2 separate regions of the Homo sapiens genome follow, and region 2 is linked to region 1. Evidence: chromatin contacts called from ENCODE Hi-C or POLR2A ChIA-PET data. All regions are on one chromosome and are shown on one strand. Each heading gives the region's core, a stretch centred on a gene start or an enhancer-like site at or near the end of the contact. The rest is flanking DNA. Distances are from core to core; before and after follow the strand shown.

What was found. A loop is a pair of places that touch in the nucleus more often than their neighbours do. ChIA-PET counts read pairs that join two places held with the same protein, here RNA polymerase II (POLR2A). Pooled maps may share reads with other maps.
Region 2: a map of Right ventricle myocardium inferior shows a loop between it and region 1 (2.5-fold over the local background). The contact joins the enhancer-like site here to the promoter of IQCK-AS1 in region 1. A Hi-C loop is called at or near these places in 12 of 168 maps with a recorded cell type or tissue (Calu3, IMR-90, Right ventricle myocardium inferior and 5 more), 4 of 37 single-sample maps with no recorded cell type and 10 of 50 pooled maps. POLR2A ChIA-PET finds 5 or more read pairs at or near these places in 2 of 52 experiments (H1 and activated CD4-positive, alpha-beta T cell).

What each region holds. Positions count from the first base shown.
Region 1 is chr16:19,764,342-19,771,092 of GRCh38, reverse strand. IQCK-AS1 (IQCK antisense RNA 1) reads left to right here and starts at 5,023. Exons shown (of 4, transcript NR_188663.1): 1 at 5,023-5,124. All of the region lies in intron 6 of IQCK (IQ motif containing K), which reads right to left. RefSeq lists enhancers at 3,004-3,504, 3,505-4,005.
Region 2 is chr16:19,800,278-19,807,783 of GRCh38, reverse strand. All of the region lies in intron 7 of IQCK (IQ motif containing K), which reads right to left. Among named protein-coding and RNA genes, the nearest start is that of IQCK-AS1, 38 kb to the right of the region's middle. Within about 2 kb of position 2,728, at least 19 of the 41 ENCODE cell types and tissues checked have a DNase peak (open chromatin) inside an H3K27ac peak, as active enhancers do; they include gastrocnemius medialis, heart right ventricle and psoas muscle, where a contact is called at or near this core.

The sequences.
Region 1 (6,751 bases), core at 3,774-6,273:
AAAATTCCCAGAACCTGTGAATATTTACCTGACAATGGCAAAAGAAACTTTGCAGATGCGATTAAGTCAAGGATTTTGCAATGGGAAGGTTATCCTGAATTATCTAGGTGAGCTAATGTAATCACAGGAGTCCTTAAAAGTGGAAGATGGAGGCAAAAGAGAGTCAGAGAGGCCAGGAGAGATGGCTCACGCCTGTAATCCCAACACTTTAGGAGGCTGAGGCAGGTGGATCACTTGAGGCCAGGAGTTTGAGTCCAGCCTGGCCAACATGATGAGACCCTGTCTCTACTAAAAATACAAAAATTAGTCGGGCATGGTGGCGCATGCCTGTAATCCCAGCTACTTGGGAGGGTTAGGCAGAAGAATCACTTGAACCCGGGAGGCAGAGGTTGCAGTGAGCCGAGATTTCACAACTGCACTCCACCCTGGGTGACAGAGTTAGACCCTGTCACCCCCCCGCCCCCCAAAAGAGAAACAGTCAGAGAGATATGACTAAGAAAGAGGGTCAGAGAGATGCAACATTGTTGGCTTTGAAGAGGAATGCAGGGGCCACTAGCCAAGGAATGCAGGCAGTTTCTCAAAGCTTGAAAAGGCAGGGAAACATTTTCCCCTAGAAACTCCAGAAAAGAATTAGGCTCTGCCAATGCCTTGATTTCACCCCAGTGAAATCCAAGTCAATCTCTGGACCTCCTGAACAGTATAGTAATAAATTTGTGTTGTTTTAAACCTACCAGTTCTGGGGTGCTTTGTAACAGCAGCAATAGAAAATAAACACACCCCTATTTCTCCTTGTCAGTCATTTAAAATCAACATAGACGCTAAGTTGAAACAAGTCATTGTTACACTTACACATGACTTAGAGTAAGTGCCATTCATTGAACTGGAATCAACTCTGGGCTACCCCTCGGTTCAGCCCTTGTCCATCTTGACTTAATCCATACATTCAATGTGGGGCTCTTGATTCCCAAACCGTTTCTCTTCATATCCTACTTGTAAGCTTTAGGCCAATGTTTCTGGCATGGATATCCTAGAAGCACCTCAATCTAAAAGTGCCCCAGACAGGAATCATCATTTAACCCTTGCACTTGCTCTTCTCGCTGGGTCCCTTGGTTTCCATTATGGGCCACCCACATACCCAGGAGCAAATCTCACCATTTCAGGTACAACCCTTCTCTACCCCTAAATTTATCCTGGGTCATCCATCCATTCTACCCATCCCACAACCCCCTTTTTCCACTAACATGGCCCTAACTCAATACCTTACGGCTATAAAGACAGGCTTGGAACTAGTAGCCCCAACTCCAGGCTCTCCCCAATCTCAGATGTCCTTTGCACTGTCTCAGGAATTATCTTTCCAAAACAGCCTAATCCCATTTTACCTCTGCTCAAAAGCCTTTGAATGATCTCTTGCTTATGGAATAATGCCCAAACTTCTTTCTTTTACTGAAAACCATAATCCACCCCCTAACTGCCTTCTAGCCGTAGCTTCCATCTCATCCCTATGTCCTCACACACTCCAGGAGCTAGCGATGCTGGTTTCCTGTGACTGGACCAAATCCTGTCTCTTCTCCCATCTTTGGGTCTTTGGCCTGGAATGTCACAATGTCCACCAATGGCAATAAACCACTACTCACCATTTAGTAAGCCACATGTTACTATAGGTTGGGCTTGTTCACGATCCCATTTGTAGCTGTATCACTGTATCTTCACAACCACATTTACCAATAAGGAACTGGAGGCTTAGAGACAGACATGCTGTGATGCTTTTAAAATAAATATGTCCACACATTCTTTGATACTCCTCCCTCCCTAAGGTAGAGCTTAATTATTAAACCTCGAATGTGGCACTTGGTGACCTGCTTCTAATAGCATGTGATGGAAATGGAGGTATTTGACTTCCAAGACTAGGTCATAAAAGGTACCATGCTTCCTTCTTGTGCCCAAATCTTTCACTCTGAAGGAGGCCAGTCACCATGTCATGAGGATACTCAAGCAGCCCATGGAAAGACCCAGATGGGGAAAACTTAAGGCCTCCAAACAACAACCAGCACCATGTTTGTGCACCATCTTAAAAGCAGAACCTCCAGCCCCAGTTGGGCCCTCAGATGACTGCACCCCCTGTGACATCTTAACTACAACCTCATGGGAGACTCTGAACCACGACCACCCAGCTAAGCGGCTACCAAATTCCTGACCCAGAGAAACTATAGGATAATATTTATGACTTTAAGCCACTAAATTTGGGGGCAATTTGTTACACAGTAATAGATAAATAAACACTTGCCCAAGATCATAGGATCAGTAAGTGGTGGAGATATATTTTTGTTTGTTTGTTTTTTGTTTTTTTGAGATGGAGTCTCACTCTGTCACCCAGGCTGGAGTGCAGTGGTGCGAACTTGGCTCACTGCAACCTCTGCCTCCTGGGTTCAAGCAAATCTCCTGCCTCAGCCTTCCGAGTAGCTGGGATTACAGACGCACACCACCATGCCCAGCTAATTTTTGTATTTTTAGTAGAGACAGGTTTTGCCATGTTGGCCAGGCTAGTCTCAAACTCTTGACTTCAGGTGATCTGCCTGCCTCAGCCTCCCAAAGTGCTGAGATTACAGGTGTCAGCCACTGCACCCAGCCAGTGGTGGAGATTTGAATACTGGTTTATCTATCCCAAAAGCTCAGGCTCTTAATTCTGCCTGAAGTACTACTGTAGTTTATATTTCACTACCTTTAAAAAGCCTTGACAGAGTCTCCCCCTCGAAAGTTATCTTCCTCCAATCTGTATCATTAAGCTGTACTCAAACTGTCCATCCATAATACTCATATAATCACCTTATTTGTCCAAGACCCATCTCACTTCATGGTCAACTTCCCAGCTGTGGGCTCCCAGCTTTAGTACCTACATCCTAGTGTTGTTGTGAAGATTAAATGAGATGGCATGTATCAAAGCTCTTAGTGAAGCAATGGCTCAATTATATTATTTATTAGTTCCTGGATGCAGTACTTTTTCTGTCCTATGGATGGATAAGCTCTTAATCCTGGCTATATATTAGAATTACCTAGGAAGTTTAAAAAAAAAAAAAAAAGCAAAAAAAAACAATGTTCAGGCTATACCTGAAGATTATGATTTAGTCATTCTGGGTGAAGTTAGGTACCACTATTTTCCAAAGTTCCCTGGGTGATTTTATTTTATTTATTTATTTGTTTATTTATTTATTTATTGAGATGGAGTCTCGCTCTGTCACCCAGGCTGGCGTGCAGTGGTACCACTGATACAGGAGTGCTGGGAAGGGAAGAAGGGGGTAGGGGAAGTGCTCCGTAGAGGAGGGCGTGGTCCCTGGCTAGGGCTTCACCCCCAGGGACCTAGATGAGAACAGCCATTTCCTGCCAAATGTTGCATTTCCCAAGACCACCCTGGCTTGCCACACCCCCCGTCCTGGGCATATAAAAGCCCGAGACCCTAGCGGGCAGACACCCAGGCAGCCAAACGTCGAGAGGAGCACTTCAGCGGAAAAAGATACAAGCAGCTGCTCACGGAGAGGATGTTGAGAGGAGCACACCAGCAGAAGAGCACACGGCAGGCACAGGCACCTGGCAGGACGAGGCTGAGTTTGGCCAGGGCAGTTAGTCGGAGGAAAGCTGTGGCCGCTGAGCAGCCCAACTCCATGGGAAAAACCATGGTGCCCTTCTGGCTCCTCCATCGGCTGAGAGCTACTTCCACTCAATAAAACTTTGCACTCATTCTCCAAGCCCACGTGTGATCTGATTTCTCTGGTACACAAAGGCAAGAACCTGGGATACAGAAATCCCTCTGTCCTCGCAACAAGGTAGAGGGTGAATTGAGCTGGTTAACACAAACCGCCTATAGATGGCAAACTAAGAGAGCACCTGGTAACATATGCCCACTGGGGCTTCAGCTGTAAATTCACCTATAGACACCGCCATCGGGTGGGAGCCCGACAACCTGCCTGCCTGTATGCTCCCCTAGAGGTTTGAGCAGCAGGGCACTGAAAAAGCGAGCCACATCCCCCTGTTGCATGCCCTGCGAGGGGGACAAGGTAATTTTTCCCGTTTCACCTTCTTGGCTCACTGCAACCTCTGCCTCCTGGATTCAAGCAGTTCTCCTGCCTCAGCCTCCCAAGTAGCTGAGATTACAGGCATGTGCCACCACACCTGGCAAATTTTTGTATTTTTAGCGGAGATGGGGTTTTACTGCATTGGCCAGGCTAGTCTCGAACTCCTGACCTCAAGTGACCTACCCACCTCGGCCTCCCAAAGTGCTGCTTTAAAGTTTTGAAACTACTGGACTAAATCAGAGGTTCTCAACCAGAGGCAGTTTTGCCTCATTCCCCTTGGGGACATACGCTAGTGTCTGGAGATATTCTTGATTGTCACAACTGTAGGAGGGTGCTACTGGCATCTAGTGAGTGGAGGCCAGAGATGCTGCAAAACATCCTACAATGCACAGGTCAGCTCCTTACAGCAAAGAATTATCCAGTCCTAAATGTCAATAGTGCCAAGGTTGAGACAACCTGGATTGGATATTTCCCGGCTCCCACCCTTGTTCTCCTTAAGAACTTTGGTTCCTGCTTGCTTCTCTGACTATTCCTACTTGAGACAAGAAGAATGCAGCATTTGAGTTCTTGCCTTGGACCAAATCTGGGCACCAACCAGCTTGGCCGCTGCCCCAGCTGGGCTGGCTCCAGGCCCACCAGGAAGGGCACGTGGATGGTCTCATGCTTCCCCACTTCCCTTTAATGCTTTGTTAACATTTGAATTACAACACTCACTACAGAAACTACAGCAAGTTGTAAACATGTCCCCCCACCCCAAGGGGCCAGGGCCATACTTTATTCATCTCTGTTTTTTCCACAGCACCAAGCTCTGTGCAGTTGAACTGGGTAGGTGTTCGATAGACATTCATTGCATCAAATAGATTAATATCACTTTAATTTTTATCATGCATCTGGGCATCTCTTTGAAAGGTCATGGATGTAGAGAATATAAATGCCCGTTAAAGCAAGAGCTCTTGTGTTTCTGTTCCTGTGGAGTGCAGCTGAAATGACCGCTACTGCTCCTTCACAGTATATTTACATGAGCTTCCTGTGGACATCAGCACCATTTAAAATTAAGGTATTTGTATAATAAATAAAGCTAAGAGGATTCTTATTAGAGAAGTTATCTTATTTTTAAGGTTATTTTTCATTGGTTATTACAAATGGAAAATTTTTTTTCAAGGCAAAGCAGCAACTTGGAGAATGATACTCAAAGAAGCTTGTCTTAGAAAAATATATGTAAATCAATAAATTTTGGGCTATACATTTCATAGCGGATAAAATCAGGCACAGGTTTGAAAGCTAAATAAGAAACAAGGTTTTCCTATGTTTCTCTCCTTTCAATGTGTAATCTTAGATTTAAAAAAAAACTGGTTAATATCTGGGGTTTTTAAAATTCTCAAAATTGCCAGAGTCAGCCAAGGGTCTATTCATCTTGGTATTCTCAAAGAGGGAAGATTTAAGCAAAATATGTGACAACTGAGAGCCGAGAGTCTAAATTTTTTTTTTGAGACAGAGTCTCACTCTGTCCCCGAGGCTGGAGTACAGTGGTGCGATCTCGGCTCACTGCAACCTCTACCACCCGGGTTCAAGCGATACTCCTGCCTCAGCCTCCTGAGTAGCTGGGATTACAGGCACGTGCCACCGTGCCCAGCTAATTTTTTTATTTTTAGTAGAGACGGGGTTTTGCCATGTTGGCCAGGCTGGTCTCGAACTCCTGACCTCAAGTGATCTGCCCACCTCGGCCTCCCAAAGTATTGGGATTACAGGCATAAGCCACCATGCCCGGCCAGATATAAACTGATTTTTTTTTTTTTTTTTTTTTGAGATGGAGTCTCACTCTGTCGCCCAGGCTGGAGTGCAGTGGAGCCATCTGGGCTCACTGCCAGCTCCGCCTCCAGGGTTCACGCCATTCTCCTGCCTCAGCCTCCCGAGTTGCTGGGACTACAGGCGCCCGCCACTATGCCTGGCTAATTTTTTGTATTTTTAGTAGAGACGGGGTTTCACTGTGTTAGCCAGGATGGTCTCGATCTCCTGACCTCGTGATCCGCCGGGCACGGTGGCTCACGCCTGTAATCCCAGCACTTTGGGAGGCTGAGGTGGGCGGATCACGAGGTCAGGAGATCGAGACCATCCCGGCCAACACGGTGAAACCCCGTCTCTAATAAAAATACAAAAAAAAAAAAAAAATTAGCCAGGTGTGGTGGCAGGCACCTGTAGTCCCAGCTACTCAGGAGGCTGAGACAGAGAATGGCATGAACCCGGGAGGTGGAGCTTGCAGTAAGCCAAGATCGCGTCACTGCACTCCAGCCTGGGTGACAGAGCAAGACTCCGTCTCAAAAAAAAAAAAAAAAGAAATTAAAGGAATAAAATAATGGCTACTCCATAGACAGAGCAGCATAAACTGATTTTATATAGCTAAATAACTAAGAGGTCTGGAAGGCTGCACTGTAGACTGAAGTGATTACTTCAATGTGGGGAGGACACCCATATTAGAATGGTCAAATAGTTTTAATTTTATCTGTCATGTTCTTTATTATATTAAAAATGGAGAATTGATGCAGGTAACTTATTATTTAAGCTTTTTTAGTATTTTCTAAGTATTTAGAAAAGCTTAGTCATATTTCCTGAGACATAATGACATTCAGAGAGACAGGAAAAAAATGAAGGGAATGGAGGGATAAATTACTTAGGATAATAATTTT
Region 2 (7,506 bases), core at 1,479-3,978, 39 kb before region 1:
CAGCAGCAATATTATTATCCCCATTTTACAAGAAAGGAAACTGAGGCTTAGGAAAATTAAGTGATGTACTGAAGGTCACATTGTTGGCAAGCCAGGATTAAAACCCAGATCATGGCACCCTACTAGGCTGTCACCCATAGGGCTGCTTCTCAAACTTCAGCATGCAAAGACTCTCCTGGGAACCATGTAAAGATGCAGATTTTGATTCAGGAGGTCTGGATGGGGCCTGAGATTCTGCATGCCAACCAGATGCCAGTTGATGATGATAATAGCACTGGTTCTTGGACCATAATTTGAGTAGCAAGGATGCAAACAAATATTACAAGTTTTCCTGCTTCTACTTTTATCCTCTTACAATCTGTTCTCTCTGCAGCAGCCTGAGTTATTGTATTGGTCTCCATTGCTGCATAACAAACATCCCCCAGGCGTGGCAGGTTTAAGAAACAACACAATTTCTGAAGATTAGGAACATAGGAGCAGCTTAGCTGGGGCATTCTGGCTTAGGGTTGAGGCTGCAGTTAGGATGTCAGCTGGGCCTGCAATCATCTGAAGGCTTGACTGGGCTGGAGGATCCACTTCCACAATGGCTCCCTCCCATGGCTGTTGGCTAGAGGCCTCAGTTTCTTGCCATGTAGGTGCCCCCATAGGGATGATCAAGACCAGCTGGCATCCTCCAGAGGGAATGATCCCAGAGGGAGAGAACAAGTGAGCACAAGACTGCTGTGTCTTTAATAACCTAATCTTGGATGTGGCACACCATTATTTCTGCCATATTCTACTGCCACACATATTAACCCTGATACAATGTGGGAAGAGACTCCCCAGTAATGGGAATCCCAGGGGGTGGGGGTTATTGGGGAGTCACTGTGGATGCTGACTACAGTTTCCTGATGAAAACTCAGATCATGTCATTCTTCTGCCCATCATTTCTTATCAGTCAGAATAAAATCCAAAGTTCCAGCATCCAAATGAAAGCTCACCTTTGATTCTACAAGATCTGTCCCCTGACTGCTTCCTCATCTCCTCTCCCATTCACCTCTAGCTCACTGCTTTATTTTTTCTTTTTTTGGGGGGTGGGGGGGTGGGGAGTGGTTTGAGACAGGGTCTTGCTCTGTCACCCAGGCTGGAATGCAGTGGCATGATCTCAGCTCACTGCAAGCTCTGCCTCCCGGGCTCAAGCCATCCTCCACCTCGGGTTCCCAAGTAGCTAGGACTACAGGTGTGTGCCACCACACTCAGCTATTTTTTTTTTGTATTTTTTGTAGTGAGTTCATTTCACCATGTTGCCCAGGCTAGTCTCAAACTCCTGTACTCAAGTGATTTGCCCGCCTCAGCCTCCCAAAGTGCTGAAATTACAGGTGTGAGCCACTGAGCCTGGCCTCACTTTTATTTTCTAATATATATATAATGTATTTTTTAGACAGAGAGTCTCGCTCTGTCACCCAGGCTGGAGTATAGTGGTGCAATCATAGCTCACTGTAGCCTCAACCTCCTGGGCTCAAGCCATCCCCTCACTTTAGCCTCCATTAGCCTCTACCACCATGCCCAGCTCCAGCTCACTTACACACTGACTCTCTTGCTGGTCCTCAATACATCCAGCACCCTCCTGCTCCTGCAGGCCTTTGCATGTGCTTTTCCTTCTGCCTAGAATGAACTTCATTCAGGTCTCAGATCAAATAACACCTTCTCAGAGAGGCCTTCCTTGACCAAATTCACCATCTAAAATAGTAGCCGAGATGTCTTTTCAGGCTTTTGCATTTCTGACTACCGGATGGCCTCACCCAGACCTGTGCTGTGACTCAACCAGTCCTGTGGCTCCCCACCCAGAAGTAGACTCAGCACATGAGGACTGCTTTCCACACCCCTATGAGTTCATCCCCAACCAATCAGCAGCACCCATTCCCTAGCCCCCCCACCCCACCAAACTATCTTTGAAAAACCTCTAGCCTCCGAGCCTTTGGGGATATTGATTTGAGTAATAACTCTGTCTCCCATGTGGCATGGCTGGCCTCGTGTCAATTAAACTCTTTCTTTACTGCAATGCCTGGTTTCTATGAATTGCTTTTGTTTGTACAGCACACAGGAAGAACCCATGGTGTGGTTATAAGATGTAAATGTATATTGTGAGCTGCTGAGTTTTGGAGTTTGGGGGTGATTTGTTATGCAGCATTATTGTGACAATAGCTAACTGACACACTCTTTGACATTATGTTACTATGCATTTATTTGTATCTGTTTACAGTCTCCTGAAAGAATGCAAGCTCCATGAGGGCAGGGACTTTGTCTCCTTCCCTGCAGGTTGCCTAGCATCCAGAACAATGCCTGCCTGCCACATTGTAAGCACTCAATAATTACTAGTGAGTGAATATTAGCAAATGAATCCATCTCATTGTAGCACCTGCTTGCTTAACTATGATGCTATATTGCCTTCAAATCAGACCCCAAATTGCAAAGGATCAAAAAATAATTGTCTTGCACAGGAGATCTAGGCAGCATACTATTTACCAGGAAAATGTGACTCATACACCAAGCTGCTGGCCATTCTCTGTGCCAGATGCCATCTCTCTTCACCTGGGCCATATCTGAAGTCAGCCAGAAACGACAACCAACCCCTGCCTGAGAACGGAAGTGCTCCTTTAAATGACACTGGCTCACCTGGTTGGCTGGCTGTCCCCGGAGGAAAGCCAGAGACAGGGCTAATGAGCTCACACAAAGGGAGGAAATGCACCCCCACCCCCCTTCCTGGAACAGCTGCAGCAGGAGACGCCCCTCTCTGGAAAGGAGGAAGAGGAAGCTGGGGAAAGCAGACCAACAATGTGGGGAAGCCACATACTCAAGAGAAAGCAGAAGGAAAAAAGAATCTGGCGCTTAAACAACGATTGTTGGAACTTTACGATGAAATATAATACAAATCAAGACCAACTCCTAAAGGTTTCTTTGGTCCTGCCATCTCAGGGCTCACCCTGGGTTGAAAGTATTGTGAATGAGAAATGTTTGGCTAAATGCCAGCCCATCAGCCACACTGGTATTGTGTTTTTCTTTAAATACAAATACTGGCCAGGTGCAGTGGCTCACACCTGTAATCCCAACACTTTGGGAGGCGGAGGGAGTGGATCGCTTGAGCTCAGGAGTTTCAGACCAGGCAACATGGCAAGACTCGTCTCTAAAAAAATACAAAAATCAGCTGGTGTAGTAGCTCACAGCTGTGGTCCCAGCTACTTGGGAGGCTGAACTGGGAGGGCTGTTTGAGCCTGGGAGGTGGAGGTTGCAGTAGGGTGAGATTGCACCACTGCACTCCAGCCTAGGTGACAAAGTGAGACCCTGTCTCAAAATACAACAACAACAAAAAAAACCACCACACACACACATACACACAACAAACCTTTTACCTCTGTTTAGGAAATAGAACCTCAAGTACTTTTTTATTTTATTTTTTTTTTGAGATGAAGTCTCCCTCTGTCACCCAGGCTGGAGTGCAGTGGTGTGATCTCAACTCACTGCAACCTCTGTCTCCCAGGTTCAAGTGATTCTCCTGCCTCAGCCTCCCAAGTACAGGCATCCACTACCATGCCCAGCTAATTTTTTTTTTGTATTTTTAGTAGAGACAGGGTTTCACCATATTGGCCAAGCTGGTCTGGAACTCCTGATCTCGTGATCCACCTGCCTCGGCTTCCCAAAGTGCTGGGATTACAGGCGTGAGCCGCCGCACCTGGCAAAGAACCTCCAGTACTTTTCAAATAGGAAAGTCACTGATATATAATCACCTCCATACTGACACCATTCATTTCTGCATCTACAGTTTACAGAACACTATCTCCTGTGTTGTTACATTTAGAGACTGGGCACGGTGGCCCACATTTGTCATCCCAGCACTTTGGGGGGCCAAGGTGAGAGAATCACTTAAGGCCAGGAGTTCGAGACTAGCTTGGGCAACATAGTGAGACCCCCATCTCTACAAAAAAAATTAGCTGTTTGTGGTGGTGTACAACTGTAGCCCTATCTACTTGGGAGGCTGAACTGGGAGAATCGTTTGAACTCATGAGTTCAAGTCCGTAGTGAGCTATGATTGCACCACTGCACTTCAGCCTGTACAGCAAACTAAGACCTTGTCTCTGAAAATAAAAAATAAAACATTTTAATTCCATGATAACTTGGTGAGCTAGACTGGGCAGCTATTATTATTCTTCATCTAAAAAGAAAAAAAGTTGTGATTTATCATTCAGTGATTTCTCCTGAATCATAAAACTGGTAGGTAGCAAAGTCAATTCCAATACATCAGTGGGTCTCAATCCTGGCTGCATGTTAGAGTCACCTGGGAGCTATTAAACAATACCCATCTCTGGCTGGATGCTGTGGCTCACACCTGCAATTCCAGCACCTCGGGAGGCTGAGGTGGGCGTATCACTTGAGGGCAGGAGTTTGAGACCAGCTTGGCCAACATGGTGAGACCCTGTCTTTACTAAAAATGCAAAAATTAGCCGGGTGCAGTGGCGTGCGCCTGTAATCCCAGCTACTCCGGAGGCTGAGGCAGGAGAATTGCTTGAACCTGGGAGGTGGAGGTTGCAGTGAGCTGAAATCATTCCACTGCACTCCAGCCTGGGTGACAGAGTGAGACTCTGTCTCAAAAAACAAAAAAACAAACAAACAAAACAAAACAAAACAAAAAAGCCAACAATAGCAAACCTATCTCTTGTTCTCACTGTGACCAGTTGAACAAGAATCTCAGGGGAATAAGACCCCAGGTATCAGAAATTAAAAACAAAATCTGTCAGTGGATGGCTTTGATGAACAGTGAAGCTCGAGACCATCACAATCCATAGGTTCAAATAAACGAGTCTTACGTAAAAGTCGTATGTGTTTATTCCTCAGCAGAGTTAAGAACCCCTTCCTTCATGTTTCTCCTCTTGCTGGGTTCTACAGTGGAATACTGTTCAGCAATAAAAAGGAAGGGACTACGCACACACCCAAACACGTGGGACAACAGCAAACGCATGGAGCCAAGTGAAGGAAGCCAGACTCGAAGGCTACATGATGTATGACTCCATTTATGTAACATGCTGGAAAAGGCAAAAGTATAGGAGCAGAAAACAAATCAGTGATTTCCAAGGTGAGATGGGAGCCTGCTTTGTGCCTTTGAAGAACTTAAAGGAGGGCATTAGTTGGCTTTTTAAAAAGAACCCCTATTCAGGAAAATAGAGCCAACAGCTGCAACAACAATAACAACAACAGCCAATATTTCTTGTGGATTTACTATGTCCTTGGCACTGTGCCATGTTCCTTATGTGGACTGAAGCATCTGATTCGATCTTCATAGGCAGGAATTATTACTCCCATTTTACAAACAGAAAACTGTGGCTCAGAAGTTACATAATCTGCCCATGGTTATTAAAACCCATTTATGCCTAGTGTTCCATTATTGGAACGCTAAGCACGTGGGAGTTATTTATATCCTACTGCTCAAAGTCGTCACCAAAGTCTGGTTGCAAAAATTCAAAAAATTACAATCTCAGGCATAAATGGGTTAATAACCTGACACGTTGGGATTCAAACAGGTCTGTCTGCTGCTAGAGCCCACATTATTAACAAATTGCCATAGGGCATGTTTTACCTGGAAAAAAAAAATAAGTCTTTGTCTTCAGCCACAACATTGAAGACAAGAAAGTTAAGGCCAGTAATGAGAACTTCAAGTGACCTTTCAGAAAAAATAAAACCTGTCGTGCTTAATAGCCCAGCCAGCTGCCCGACTTGGAGAAACCTCTCTCCCTCTCAGTGCTGAGCCTTAAGTTGTAATTTCCGCTTTTTGTAGAAAAATATGGGAGGAACTACAAAACCTTTTATTTGTATTGTTTAAAGGTCCTTTCCATACGTGTTTGGTTTTTATCCTGAGCTGTTTTCATCATCTATTTTCTATCTAACTATGTAGGCCAGATCTTCTCTAAATAGAAAGGAGTGGTTTTTCAGAATAAAAAATAAAGTTAAATCAAATCAAAACACACCTGAACACCCACCACTTTTAACTGAGTCTTCTGAATGCCCTGCCTTTTAGACTGTCCGCTGATTCAGTGCATATTCTCCAGTGAAGTATAACACGTGTAGCGTGGAAGGCTTTCTCTGTGAGGCCAAACTGTTCTCCAAATGACTTGCGGTCTATGATTCCTTGTCAGTTAAGACTGTGAAGAGGCTGGGTGCAGTGGCTCATGTCTGGAATCCCAGCACATTGGGAGGACAAGAAGGGAGGATCACTTGGGCCCAGGAGATCAAGACCAGCCTGGGCAACATGATGAAACCCCATCTCTACAAAAAATACAAAAATTAGCCAGGCATGGTGGAGTGTGCCTGTCATCCCAGCTACTCAGGAAGCTGAGGTGGGAGGATCACTTGAGCCCAGCAGGCGGAGGCTGCAGTGAGCTGTGACTGCGCCACTGCACTCCAGCCTGAGTGACAGAGACAGAGATCCTGTCTCATAAAAAAAAAAAAAAAAGAGAGAGAGAGAGAGAGAAAGACTGTGAAGACTTGTAATAGGAGGTCTATAGGCAAAAATCCTCAAACTTCTCTGCTAGTGAAAATATTATTTAACCATAAGCACTTATTGTGTACATAGACACACACACACACAGCCCAAACCCAAAACCAAAAACACTATTAGAAAGACTATGAAATACAAAACAAGATGATTTTGGAATTTCAGAATGAACAGAGTACACTAACAATCAGATTAAAATAAAACAAAGAACACTTTCCAAATACTAGTGTTTCAAATTTTTTTTGCATATTTACACACACACACAAACACACACTCCTAAAAAGGCTCAGAAAAAATAGTCTAAGTATGTCAAATTTTAACTAAAGAAGAAAAGAGTAAAAAACATTATCATGGTGGAATATAGGTTTCTAAGTAAAGTTTTTATTACTTTGTAAAAGCCATATATGTTCTTTGTAAATAATTTTAAAAATATAAAACAGAGAGAATAAAAACATCACTCCTTATCCTGCCACTGAACAATCACAATATTTTACATATGTCTTTGTAGCCTATTTTCTATATAAAGTTATTTTTTACATAATCATAAAATAATCTGCACGTGGCATTTTATTCATTTTTCACTTAGTAATACTATGGGCAATTTCCATCTTGTTACCATGACTGATGTTGATTATTTTTAGTGTTTAAATAATACTCTATGGATTAAATTCCCAATATTTATTTTATAATTATTATTATTGAATATTAAATATTATTGAATATTCATGTTTAAGATGCTGCATAATTTCAGGAAGAAAATGCAAATTCTTGATCAAGACAGTAGTGCTTCTATACGGTATCACCGATACACGCTCCATTGACTCATCCAGCCTCCAGCTAGCAGAGGGGTTTTAAAAACCATAGGCTAGGAGCTGGGTAGGCCAGCGGAATTTAAAAATATGTAGCAAGTGGCCACTCAACTACTATTTCCCAAGCTTCTCCAAGCCTCAGATGTCTAATACATATGGTTTTGAATGGTATCC